Regions from separate parts of the Homo sapiens genome. Here region 1 is linked to region 2. A link is a loop called in an ENCODE intact Hi-C map of the cell type or tissue named here. Cell type or tissue: IMR-90. All regions are shown on one strand. Links, peaks and the distances in the headings refer to the core of each region. The heading gives the core; the rest is flanking DNA. Region 1 overlaps PARD3B (par-3 family cell polarity regulator beta). Region 2 has its middle 22 kb from the start of NRP2.

The links. A loop is a pair of places that touch in the nucleus more often than their neighbours do. Peaks named below come from ENCODE experiments on the same cell type or tissue, not always from the same donor. Only the 100,000 strongest peaks of a DNase experiment are listed, where the experiment ranks them.
Region 1: a loop joins it to region 2, with 3 times the contacts of the local background. A loop is called at or near these places in 3 of 110 quality-filtered maps.

Annotation. Positions count from the first base shown.
Region 1 is chr2:205,576,984-205,584,004 of GRCh38, forward strand. The region is part of intron 22 of PARD3B (par-3 family cell polarity regulator beta); the gene reads left to right. Among named protein-coding and RNA genes, the nearest start is that of NRP2, 100 kb to the right of the region's middle. In IMR-90, for the core only: no CTCF peak of the experiment used is centred there; a DNase peak (open chromatin) is centred at 3,808.
Region 2 is chr2:205,656,684-205,663,704 of GRCh38, forward strand. No RefSeq gene overlaps it. Among named protein-coding and RNA genes, the nearest start is that of NRP2, 22 kb to the right of the region's middle. In IMR-90, for the core only: no CTCF peak of the experiment used is centred there; DNase peaks (open chromatin) are centred at 1,138 and 3,918; H3K27ac peaks cover 744 bases.

The DNA.
Region 1 (7,021 bases), core at 1,094-6,093, 79 kb before region 2:
AATTTTCCTTAGATGTTATAAATATTTTGTTAGCTTTATACCTAAGTATTTCATTTTTGAGGGGGGCTTATATAAATGGTATTGTGTTTCTAATTTTAATTGCACTTGTTCATTACCAGTGTATACGAAAATGATTGACTTTTGTATATTAATTTTGTCTTCTGCAACCTTGCTATAATTGCTTATTAATTCCAGGAGGGTTTTTTGTGTGTGTGTCAGTTCTTTCAGATTTTCTACCTAGATGATCATGTCACCTGCAAATGAAGACAGTTTTTTTTTCTTTCCAATCTGTATACCTTCTATTTCTTTTTCTTGTCTTAGTGCATTAACTAGGACTTGAGTATATTTTTTAGTATCCTGTTTGCTGTTTCAAAAACCAACCAAATGAAAACAATGTCCATCAGGGCCAAGAGAAGCAAGTGCTTGAGGAAAATATTTTCCTTCATTTTTTAACCTTAAAAGTGTGGTAGGAAATGGGAAAATACTTTAAATAATTCAGAGGATTTGATGCACTGCGGGTGATAGGTGAATTATAAAAGAGAAAGCAAATGTACATGGATTTTATATTCAAATCCCATATGGGCCAAACTACAGAACAAAAAATAAAAAGCAAAGACTGAAAGAGTACATGGGTAACATGTATTTAACTATTTCTCAAGGATAGCTTAAAAATGAATTACGCTTGGCAATGTTTTTTTCTTTTCCTGTGATGACAAAGACAGTAGGAATATTTTTTTAAAGGGATCTTCACTTAGGTTAACAGTGTCTCCAAGAGTGTTCAAGTCTCCCTGCTCTCATCAGATGGTTCAATGCAGTTGGTTTTTAAAGCTACCAAAGTAACTTCCTGAGTATTTGGCCTGTCTTGTGGATTGATTCAGAACTACCCATTGCTTTCCAAAGAAAGTTGTTTCCGTATTTTATGAACTCTTCTATAACATTTATTTCTGGAACATTGATAAGAATACTGCTGATGGAAAGCAGTTTAGGCTGCAGGCATATACCTAATTTTTCTGCTTTGTTGGAGTAAATATGGAGCTCGCCTCACTGGATTGGCTCTGTATCAGTGTGTATCCACTCTTTAGCTACTTGTAGCCTGTCTCTCACCAGGGATATTCACAAGGGCCCTGCTCATTGGCCCCTGAGCAACTACTCTTCCACTGATAAGCTGCAACATCTGCCCCAGGAATTGATTTCCCCACAGACTCCACTCCTCTCACTATCCTCTCTTTACATTGACAGTGTTACGAGTGCATTAGATCAGGTAAGCTTCTGTGTGTCAATTCCAAATAACAATGTGGTAACTAGAGTTTCATTAATATCATGTCATCCAAAGCAAGAGGTTTATATCCCTTGTCAATACCATGACCATGCACATTTAAAGAACAAGATCCCCCCCAAAAAAGAAAGACCGTTCTCTTGCACATGTTTGTGACATTTAAGAAGTTACGACAGACACATCTATAACCCTACAATCACCTTGGCACCTGTACAGAAAGCTATAGTTAAATTATTGGCGAAGTACACAAGCAAATGAAGGTATATCTACTATGAAACATAAATAAAACATGTATCCTTACAAGATAAAGTAATATAAGCCAGAATCATAAGAATGAATGATAAAAATAGAATCATGAGAAAAAATGGTATCAAGGTATTGGTGGTGTCAAAATGGACTGGCCCAAAGCCAACCTTTCAAGCTGACCATGATATATCCAGATTTTGCTATCACATAATAATTAGTGATTTAACTGTATGAAGTCAAAATCTATGTCATTATTATATAGATTCTTGCACTGACACATCACGTCAAATTATCTTACTTTTTCTGTTTTTTAAATGAATTTTAAACTCATCTTCCCAATCAGAAAAAAATAAGCTTTTCCCAACCAGAAAGAATAAGGTAAGGGCCGTCTCTTAACCTTTTCTGCATTCTGCATTCTCTGCAGTACCTAGCTAGATAGTAGGTATTTGGTAAATATTTGCTTTCAAAAAATGATTATAATGAGCTGTTTTAATAAAGTGTATCCATTGTAAGAACACACGTAACATAATGAACAAATAATTAGCAAAACGTAAAAATGTAAATATTCCCATAAAACAGCTTTTTGAAGCTGTAAGAAAATATATTTCTCTTCCTAGCCTTCTAATTGTTTATTTTTGTGGGCCCTGAAGTCTCTTTTCAAAAAAGAAATGAGAACGGTTGAGCATCTGGATTTTGGGAATCAAAATGGTCGGGGGTGGAGGTGAGGAATGTCCGAGTTAAAGAATTAATAGAAAACCCTGAGTGGCCCATTTAAGGAAGAAAAAAGGCTATTGTGGCATCATCAGCTTTTCCTGGCTCTCTCATCCTCATCCTCATCCTCAGAGATGAGGTCTCCCCTGTGACCCAGAGGTACCTTTCCAGTATCAGTTTGAGAATTCTAATAAACAAGCTGAAGGAGCAGAGTCCCCAAAGGGGTGTCTGTGCCGACAGGGAAGGCAGCTGCGGTTATGAACCAGCACACACCAGAGGCCGGCAAGCTATTGGGACTTTGTGTGAGTGGGTGACAGTTTTAATTTCACTCCCCAGCAGACGTGGTATCCAGCCAGCAGTACTTCAAACCAATTTTGCAAATCACATTTTGTGGCTGAAAATTGGTTTACTGCACTCGTCCCATTTTGGAGGCCAACCTTGCCTGATTTAAGGTGGCGCCTTTGTTGAGGGGGGACAGTTAAAGGATTCCCTTTTCTCTAATTGAAACGACAGCATATTCTTTCACAGATTAATTTCAACTACCTATGTTTATATCCTTTAATCAGGATTATAAAAACAGCACAGATAATTTTCTGCACTATTCTTTTTTAATTTTTGAGGGAGTAATAATAGCCAGTTGGCTCTTGACACGTATTGCCTTATATAGCAGTTTTATTCCAAGCACCCTACCTTGGACTGTGTATCATTGTATTCTTAATTATTTTTAAACTTGATTTTTTCTCATATTTAAGTAACGGGGGAATAAAGTCTAAGTCATAGATTTCACTGACATTCCTTCTGTGAACTTAAAGATGATACTTGCATAAAGAGATTTGTCCCTTGGATTATATCTCACACTGAAATAAGGGCCTTCTTACTGGAAGAAATATTTCTTAAAAATGAGTACTTGCAAGAAGTGTTCATCTGTGAACTTTTACCAATTAGAAATGGCTCCATACTTAAGACTCTTTAATAATGTCTCTTAAGCAGCATTTTAGCTCATTTTTATAACACATTCAGGTTTGGTGATTTATATTAAACATTAAATGTAATAAATTTAGGTCTTTTTTCAAGTATGACGCACAGCATCTCTGAATCACCCATTTCAGCAGAGGGCCCCTGGAAGGTCCAATCTCTCGCTATCATTCATGCTTATAATAAAACGGGCTTCTCCGGTCTCTTCCTTGACATCGGTAATAATGGGAATGACATGTGAGTGGTGACACTGTTACAGGAGGGCATGTTGATATTGCTTCATGGCTGGGACTGAGTGTCCATGACCGGAGGGTGGGCTGAGAACACACATCAACAACTTGCTGTCTCAAATCTGCACCAAAAGCTATACTAATGCCTATTTTTTAACTATACAAAAATTCAAGGAGTAAGTTTCAGTGCCTTAAAAAAGGTGGCTTTGTATGTCTTACTCTATATGACTGCAGGTTTTAAAAGAATTAATCACGAAGAATTGAACTTGGAAACATGAATGGATCTCTTAATGATAGTCATATAAGAGAGATTTTAAATCTTCCTCTGTTTCAACCATTCTACCAATGGTTGCTGCATTCTTCACTTGGTGAGTCATGAGAAGGCACGAGACACTAAAATGCCTTGGAAAAAAAGCTGCTCTCCTTGATGAAACAATAATTAGAATAGCCTTCTTTAGAACTATCATGAGAAATTTCACTATAAATTATTCTATTTCATAGTGACAGTGACTTACAATATAAAGTAAGTTTTGACTGCAATCTGAGTATAAAATACCAGGATACTTTTGGGAATATGTATCTTTAATTCAGAAAATGCTCACATTTCAAGTATTTGAATAAGATTAAGCATTAACTAATGCTTTCATTAAGATACCTAAGCATTTATACCCAAAAGAAAGGGAATTGGTATATCAAAGAGATATCTGCCCTCCCACGTTTATTCCAGCACTGTTCACAATAGCCAAGATTTGGAATCTACCTAAGTGTCTATCAACAAATAAATGGATAAAGAGAATGTGGGGTGGGGAGATATATATAGATATATATAGATATATATAGATATAGATAGATAGATATAGATATATAGATAGATATAGATAGATAGATAGATCCTGTCATTTATATCCCTGTCATATACGTGTGTGTGTGTACGTGTGTGTACGTGTGTATGTATGTATATATAAATATATATAAATATATATATAAGTATATATAAATATATAAATATATATAAATATATATAAATATATATGACAGGATCTTATTCTTTTTATGGCTGAATATTCCACATGGTGCACAAGGATGCAGAAACATAGAATAAATAAGATCTAGTATGTGACAGCACAACAGGGTAACTACAGCCAATAATTTAGTATATATTTTTAAATAACTAAAACAGTGGAATCGGAATGTTCCTAACACAAAGGAATGATAAATGCTTGAGGTGGTGGATACCTCAATTACCCTGATACGATCATTACACATTGTATGTCTGTATCCAAACATCACATGTACCCTATAAATAGATACATCTACTAGTAAAAACTAAAAATCAAAATTTTTAAAAAGATACCTAAATCATCTAAAAACTGTAATTATTTTCTTAGAATAAAAAGATGGTGGAAGTAGGCATAACTCCAATTTTCAGGCACATGAAGGTTATTGCCTCTGTGGCAACGTTTGTGGATGGGTTTGGAGATGGTCCACAGAGCCTGGCAGCAGCTTGGTTCCCTTGGTTCCCAGATGGGGAGCCTGGTCCTGCTGTCTTCATTTCTGGTTGACACTTGGAAATGACTAGATGAGGAGTCATGCATTAGCCAACCCAAATCCATCCCTCATGCAATCAGTCCTCAATCTCAAATGGGCAGTTTCTACTGGCCTAGAACTTGGGGTACCTTTCCTGTAGAAATGATGCACTATGCAGTGAGCAGGTTGCAAGGCTTGCACAAATCTACTTAGCTCATGTAAGTGAAGTACCGTCCATGTGAAAATCATCTTAAAAATATGGTTGCTGTGGGACATCGGCTAACACACCTGCCCTGGTGTGGGCATTCTCTACAGTTAATAGACTCTGGATAATTCCTATCGTCTTGCCTTTACGTACTAGAGTCTCATAAAAAATGAGAAATAACGAACGGAAACAGAATGAAGAAACATTGCTTTTAAGAATACCATTACAATGCTGGTAATTAAAGCAGAAAAAAATAAAATTAAGTAATCATGTTTCATCTATTTTAATAATTGTGCTTGAGAAAAAGCAGGTTCAATCAGAGAAGGATGAGGAAGTAGCTGGAAGCTGTGTTTGAGGTTCTCAAGGAGGCATCTGGCCACTCTCCATGTTGATGACTTTGATTCCTTTGGGAATTTTTTTTAAATTCTCTAGACTAGATTATTGCCTTTTCCTCAAATATTTTTGGCAGTGAAACACAGAACAAATGGAACCAAGAGCAACAAGGAAGGTTATTGTTTTTTTTTTTTTTCCTACGTGTCTAGGGAAGAGTGAGAGAGGCAGGGAAAGGAGATTGGGAGCTAGTAAAGGAAGTGGCATTGCCTCCGATAAAAGTAACTGAGGAGTTTATTAGTGACACTTATAGGGAAGTGGCCTGCTCAATTCCCTTGCCAACTGATGCAGGTGAGGGAAAAAAAAGAAGGGATGAGGAAGAGATATCTGAGCCTACAGTTCCCTGTGACAGCTGGGGAAAAGGGCACCGAATTCAGGACAGCTCGGTCATTGAACTGGCCATTCTCAGAGTAGCAGGGAATGGGTGCTTATGGCAGGTGGGGGGAAGGGTGTAAATATATAACCTAATTGTATAGAAATATAAGTTAATTGTTACAAAAGTGTATGGAATTGGTTGTTCTTGATTTAGGGAGATTCAGGTTGTTCTTGATCCAGGACAGAAAATGTGCAATATATGCTCTCCGTGGATTCTTTTGTGAAATGAAAATTAGAGCATAGCAAGTGGTTTTGAGTCTTCATTTAACAAGTACGCAGGCACTGCCTGTGTTATCAGCTTGAAAGTCTGCTAAGAATGGATGGGAGAAACAGAGCAGTTCACATTTGCTCTTTGAACTCAGAGAACTGATCTGAGTGCATGGCAATGATGATGGAAGGAATTAGGAAACGCTGGAAATCATATGCAAAGAAATTAGTCATCTCTCTCCTCCTAAGCTCTGTGTGTGTGTGTGTGTGTGTGTGCGCGCGCACGCGCGTGTGAGAGAGAGAGAGAGAGATGCACATACTACTCTGGATTGCCTTGAGAATAGACATCATGATGGTGGTGGTGGTGATGAAGAGGATGAAAGCAGCTGATAGTCATTGACTGCTCATTGTGTGCTAGGCGCTGTTCTAAGCATGTTATGTGTATTCACTCATTTAATCCTCACCACATCCCTATTATGTTGGTTCCATTATTTATCTATTTCACAGTTGAAGAGTTTCTTACCAAATTTTAATCCAATAGTCCCAAATGCAACCAAAATGAATCATACCTTTTGTAAAATGATCTTAAAACCATACTCATTTGGACGAATTGGAACAACCATTTTGATACATAGCAAAAGATGCTACGGAGGTCTGCCACAATCTTTAATCTATTTCCTTTTCCTGTCTTACATCCCCCTCTTCCACCTCACCTCCAGTTCTACTGGCCTATCTTCTAACTCTGTCTACACAACCTGTGCCTGTCACTTCCAAACTGCCCCTCATAAATTGTAAAACAGAAAGGAAGGGGAGGATTTTACACATTCTCCTTCATTTTGCTGGGAATTTATAAAGAGCCATGTTACCCATGATAACTCT
Region 2 (7,021 bases), core at 841-5,840:
TTTGCTCAGGACACGTGTCCCCTAAGCAGAATGATTAGCACTGCAGCAGAATACGATATTTGTGGGTAATCAAAAGCGAAAGGCAGATCATTTGGACTAATGGGAAGCAAGGTCCACGCCAGCCTTTCTGGAAGTTCCTGCTAAGAATAAATAATAAAATGAGTTCATAGCAGTAGCCTCCCTCCCCCTCGTAACATGGTGGATTTGTTTAGTGTATCCTGGGAAAACTTACCTGCCTTGCCAGGGTGTTATGAGGATTAATTAATGTTTGTAAAGTGCTTGGAATTCCACTGAAGAAAGGTACCTTGTCGATGCAAATTATTATCATTATATAGTGCCTTTCATCCCAGAATCTCCTAGTGCTTCCCCAACAATTAATTAAGCCTCACTACACCCCTGCGAGGGGGGAAAGCATCATTCTGCCCACACTAATACGGCAGAGTTTCTGCACCTGAGTCACAGAGTCTAATGTTCAAGTCGCCCTCCAGGAGGGAGAAAGACTCCATTAGTGAGCATCCCTAAGTGCTTCATAATACATGAGTTGCTAACAATGCAAGGCAAAGCACTATACACCCATACCTATGACTATAAGGGCTTGTTTAATTTTGTTTGGTTCCTAATTGTCTGGGCTGCTTGTTTTATTTTTCTCCCTTCTTTGTAAAGCAATAAGGTGCTTGTCAGAGGAGAGCCCAGTTAGCAACTGTAATGAGTTACGGTGTTTTGAGACACCTTCTAATCCTATTCCTTAGCATCTATAACTCCAGAAACAGGTTGCACCCTTCCCCTCACCAAACAGCCCTCCCCCCACAAAAGAAGTTAACTTACCTTTAGCAAAAATCATAAAGGATTTACTAACAGGATGGACAGTTAGATGCCGTGTTAGCAATCTGGAAGCTGCATCCTCGTCTAACATGTGAGCATCTTAAGTATGTATTGTAATTCTTTTTTCATTACAAGTGCAGTAATTCATAAACACAAATCTCTTGTATTGGCTGCTTTTAGAAGGAGTCTGAAAATCAAGTGAGCATGTGTAACATTGCAGGGGGACGGTATGTGCTGGAGAAATATCAGCCTGCACAGTCCTTACCAAAGGCATTTTGAAACAGAACATTTTGGCATTGGTTCTGGACAAGCTTTAAGACAGGAATTTCCCCACGAGGCCAAATTTCTAGTCATGAAAATTTGGGAAGAAAAATCATGATTTCCAACTCTAATTATATCTCAGAGGTTGAGTCATCATGTGACCTCAGAAGCATTTCCTAAACTCACATAAAGCTTCCAATTTCTCTTGTGCACATCTTGGAACTAGAAGACTCAGTTTCCCAGTTGGGTTGACCACTTACCAGTCATGTTACCCTGGACAAATCACTAACCTCTCTGAGGCCCAACGTCTTCATCCATAAAATGGGAATAATGGTGGCTGCCCTAACCTAACCTATGTTTTATGTTGTATAGATGAAACGAGGGCATTTTTATGTGGGAGTGCTTTGTAAACCATGAAAGCTATGTAAGTGTAAGTGACTGCTAATAGCAGGAGTCAAGTCATCTTAAGAACCCTGCAGTTATAGGAAGACAGACTTGTTCATAATCATAAATCACACTGAGCAGTAACCACCTCTAAGGTGTGGTGTGCTTATTATCTATGCTAAGTAGCACTGATAGGGAAGTTAGAGAGTTCTAAGACTGAAAATCTTCAGCATTATCAGATGGATTATAGAACATGGTTTTGTTGGTCTAGCCTTTCCCCATCTTACCCTACCCTGCCACCACCACCTAGTCTCCTAATTCCACTGAGGAATTATTTCCTAACACCATGTAGTCCTGGTTGGACTTTTATGTGTGGAGTCTCCTCCACACCCTCATATAGGGTGGGCAACCAGGTTGGCCAATCAGAATATTCCATTCTCTGGCCTAAGGGATGGGCGTCAACTCAAGCATGGCCAATTGTGGGTATTTTCAATGATTGATGTACAAGTGTTGGGAGAAAGTCCACTGAAATTGCTAAGCTGGGAGGATGTGAGTTGTCTGCTACTTGAACAAAGCCTGCTTGAGAGTGTCACCAAGCAAAGACAAGCTGAAGCAAGACAGAGATGATTAGTGAGGACACATGTGTATGATTGGGAAATGGTTTAATGCCTTCACATTACTTGTGTTCCTGAGTCAAACCGTGACTTGACTCCTGATTTCCCAAGTATATGAGCCAATGAATTCCCATTTTATTTAAGCTAATTTGAGTTGAATATCTACTCCTTGCAATAGTAAAATGCTTACTGATACTGTCATGAACCAATGAAAAGCAGACAAGATTTATCAGTTCACCTTTGGGGGAAGGTGAGCCACATAAACATAACCTTCATGATTAGATGAAGCAGTTGCTTTGTGATTCTTTTCATGGTACCTATGAAGTGGATAGAAAAAATGATTTGAAATTACCTTGTTTTTCAAAGGGAATATAGTTGGCTTTCTCACATAGTAAGCAGAGCAGAGCATCATTAGAAGCTTGGGGTCCATTCTCCCTGCCTGCTTCTTATATTTAAAGTATATTGTCAACCAGTATCCATTTTCCTAATATTAGTTCCTCTGTTTGGGCTTCCCCATCTCTTTCTACTTCTACCGCATCAGAAGTCTTCATTCTCTTGTCATTGCTCTGCCATTTGCATCATATTCGCAATAGGGTTAGGTACTGCCCTGTGGATAGATTGAAAACTCTTTGGCGAAAAGGTTGGAACTCCTGAATATTTAGCGCACTGCCTGATACATGGTGGGATCTTGCATTCGTTAAATTGGTGTTGGATGTGACATACCACTCAGTAGATTTAAGGGAAGGCTAAGGCACAAAAGAATATTTTATTCTGAGATCAATCTGATTGGTTACACAAGCCAAAGCATTCAAGTGTAACTGGTGTGTGTGGGTGTGGGTGTGTGTGTACATGCACATGCTTTAACTCACAGGCTTTTTGTTGACTGGTTTGAGGTACATGTGTGCTAGAGTGCATGGTTATAAGCTTCAATTCTGGTACCCATCGACCTGGGTTTGAATCCTCACACACTGTGTGGCTTTTGGGGGAATCATTATATAATCTCTCTGTTTCATTCTTTTTATCTGTAAAAAGAACAAAAATAAAACCTCATTATTGTGAAAATTAAATTGACTTCCACCAGTAGAGTAGCTAGAACAGTGCCTGGATCACAGCAAATACTCAATAAATTTAAGTTTGTATTATTATGAATGAACTCTGGCTTAGAGTATTCATTCATCTGAGTGTATAGACACAGAATCCAACAGCTCTTCTCTACTACACAAGGTGCACTTCATATTTTTCTTGATTGTTTTGCCTGAGAGGTTCAGCTGCTCGATTCTCCATACAAAATCACCATCCTGTGGGGCTGGGCAGCAGGTGGCATGCTCATAAAAGCCTATCATGGTGTGTCACCACCACGGCAAGTCACAGATGGCGTCCTGAGACACCGTGATGCAAACGAGCAAGAGGAGACTGAGATATCCATCAAGCTTCCGTGAAGAATCACAGAGCTCCTCATTTATGTGCTTGTCAACATTTTATCCACGTTTATTACCTTCGTGAGCATTTATTTTTCCTTATCAAGTCCCAATGGTAGATTTTCAGTCTCTATAGTTATGGACATAAACTTTCACATTTTCACCAATTTCCTTCCCCATCAGCCCTCATCTGATCTGTATTTGTATCCTCTTGCTTGTGTGAGAAACAGAGCTTGCTCACAAGTGTCGAATGGATGAAACGTTTCTCATGGTAAGGCAAGTTTGTATGTCCTCTGAAGTCTCCTGCAAGGCACCTCCTGACCTCCACGCACTTCATTCATAGAGCTTTGAAATTTGTTCAACTTGCTAGCAAGTCGGAGAGTATTTACAGAGCAGGGATGAGTCAAATGGGGAACATGAACAGATGGAGAAGAGCCAGTTGTTATGCTTCAAGTATGTTTCCCACATTGGAATGTGTCAAAGCCTGGCGGTATACACTGCATGCGAGTCACCCACATAGTATAAAACTGATTTAATTTACTACCAAACGCCTTCATTTTGCCATTACGTAATCATAAATGTGCCCCCAAAGAGGCAGTGTTAGAACATAAGCCAGGGCAAAGAGCCAACCAGACATGAGATCTAGTCCTAGTTATACAACCTCATTCATGTTCCTACAAATCCTCAGTGGCCTTTCAGATCTGTGGCAGGACATACCTTGACACCACTCTGGTCTGTTGACTTGTCTTTCATTTACCTACCTGGTGAGCTGTGCGGTTTAGCAGCTAGATTCCTGGGCATGCTGGAGAGATACTGGAGAACTGACACTGGTGCCTTGAGATGTCGTGGCAACTGTCAGCTCCACCCGCCCCCACATCCTGTCTACTCTCTAGTGAAATTGCTGCTCTAAAAAAAGACCTCAGAGCAGCTTGAGAAGGGCCTGGAGAGGACGGCCCTCCTCACATTTCCCCCCAAGGTCTTGCTGTTAAATCTCCCACAAGCTCTAAGAGCAAATTGTCAGTGATCCACTTACCCAGCCCTAAACACCTCAGCCACGTCTACCCAGATGAAGGAAATTGCTTTCAGGGATAGATGCATCTCAAGAAAGTTGGCTATAAAATGGATTTTTATAAAGAGAATTCCATTTTCTCCTGGCTTCCATTACAAAATTGGAAAATTTGTCACACTGGAGGAAAGAATCCTCTCAGGAGACAAAAATGAACATTTGGGATGAGAAATTAATGTAAAGCCATAGCAATGACACGTCTCTCATTGGAACGCACCAGTGCCTGCTGGGAACCACCTCATGGTTCACTTTCCCTTTGAATCATTTCCAGTGTTTTGTGGAAGCGTTGGAACTCATGAACCTAATACACACTGTCAGTCCTTTCCCTCCGCCACCCAAGACTTAGAATTTTCTCCATGAGCAAAGGTTCTATTTCCATGTTCTTGCACCTCACAAAACTTGCTACTGCTCACTCGTATTAGTTTGAATATGGCTTTAGGCTGCAACATAACATTTTATTCTTTCATTCACTTATTTATACCCCACTTTATTCCTATAAATGATTTGATGTGGCTTAAAGGAATAAACGAGATAAGATGGTGTATTTGCATTTCAGATTCAATTCTACTTGTTTCATCTTTACTTGCATTTCAGATTCAATTCTACTTGTTTCATCTTTACTTGCATTTCAGATTTAATTCTACTTGTTTGCCCTAATTAAGTCAATTTTGACATTTTAATGTCATGAGCCGTAGCATTAAATAATAAATATTAATCTATTGGAGCTGAAAGAGTCTGATAGGTCATCTGGGCTACCTCCCACCCAGTACAGCTTCCACCATAGCCTGTCCAGTGAAATGCAGTGGTCTTTCTACCTTGGCTCTATAACAGATCATAAGAAACTGCACAAAACTTTTCTCATCATGTGGCTCATGAGACACCCTAGTTTAAGATCTGAAGCTTGGTGAGTTTCCCAGTAGGTGAAGAAGAAAAGTTCTATTCCATCTGGAAAGACTCTGTCACCAGTTACCCAGATAATTTCCCACTACCAGGGCATAAAGAGAGTTTATTCTCTCAGTAGCAATACCTGGGGCATTTCTAGCTTTTTCTCCTTTTTAAGGTTCCTGGAAAAGCAGAAGCCTTTGCTCTCTGAACCCTGGCTTTATGCCACCTCCTCACTTCTAGATGAAAACTGCTCATTTCATTGTCAGCCACACTTGATTCAGTGGAATTTCCCAAACTTTGTCCACAGAATCTTCCTGCCTCAAACTTCCCATTTGGGGGTCTGTTCCCTGGGTTATTTCTGCTTTAAAGACTGTATAATTGTGAATAAGACACTAGGTCCTTCTCTTACATCCACAAGGGGTTATTCTGGCTTTCCCCTGGGAGCGTTGGGAGGATGTGGGCAGAGACATTGAGCTGACAGCTTAGCTGCCCAGCTGAGTGCCAGAGACTTCTGATCTCTCTCTCTCTCTACCTATTCTGTGTGGGTCAAGGGCACCTTCTTCTGCCAATGGCACACAATCCCTCAGAACTGTGAAAAGTGCCACCTGTCGCATTGTTCCAGCATCACAGGGAACATCCACATAATGCAAAGTTGGTGTGTCAGTCTGCATTCACTAGACTATGCTGCTGGAACCCCCAAACCTCAGTGACTTACAGCACAAAGGCACTGGGACTTATAGCATGGCCCGTCTGCAGCCCAACTTTCCCCCTCACAACTGCTGGGGATCCAGGCTGATAAGGATCCCTTGGCTGGTACATGCCATTGTCATGACAGAGGCAAAGAGCAGTGTCCAAACCTCATGATAGCTCTCCTAGTATCTGTTCACAGTGGCGTATGTCACTGTTACGTTCTAGTGGCCAAAGCACATCATATATGGCCCTGTCTGATGTCAAAGGGGTGGGGACGAACACTACAGCTTAGCGAAGGACAGATACTACTCTATCCAGCAAAGGAGAGATGTATAATCCTTTTGCAGTGAGTGAGGTGAATTGGGACCAATAAAGCAATCAACCTCAGTTGATGACATTATAGTTTGGGGAAGACTCCCATAGAGGAGCTAACTTGTTTACACCAATTATAACCTATCATAGAGTTTCACTGTCCAGATGTGGGGGGCATCAGCTCACTGCCGTTTCTTCCAGAAGCACTGAGTGTCCTCCATAGATTTTCCTGTCCCTTCGTCATGCCACCCCCTTCACTGTCTGCCTCACCATCCACACACACTCACATAGCACCTGGGTTCGCTTTTTTCTGCTCTCCCAAATTTCCTACCTCCCCTTCTTTTCCATGCTGTTATCCTTCCCAAAGCCTCCTCTAGTGCCTAGAGGTGTGATACACAGATGTCCTTGCCTGCTCCCATTTCCCTTGCTGGATGAGGTAAGGGGAGGCCTCAAGTCCTTATGGTGAGGGAAGGATGGCAAGACATAGCATGGTCTTGACTGCAGGAGGCAGCTTGCTTTCATTTGCTCTCGCTCTGAATTTCTTCAGTTATGATCACATATTTAACATA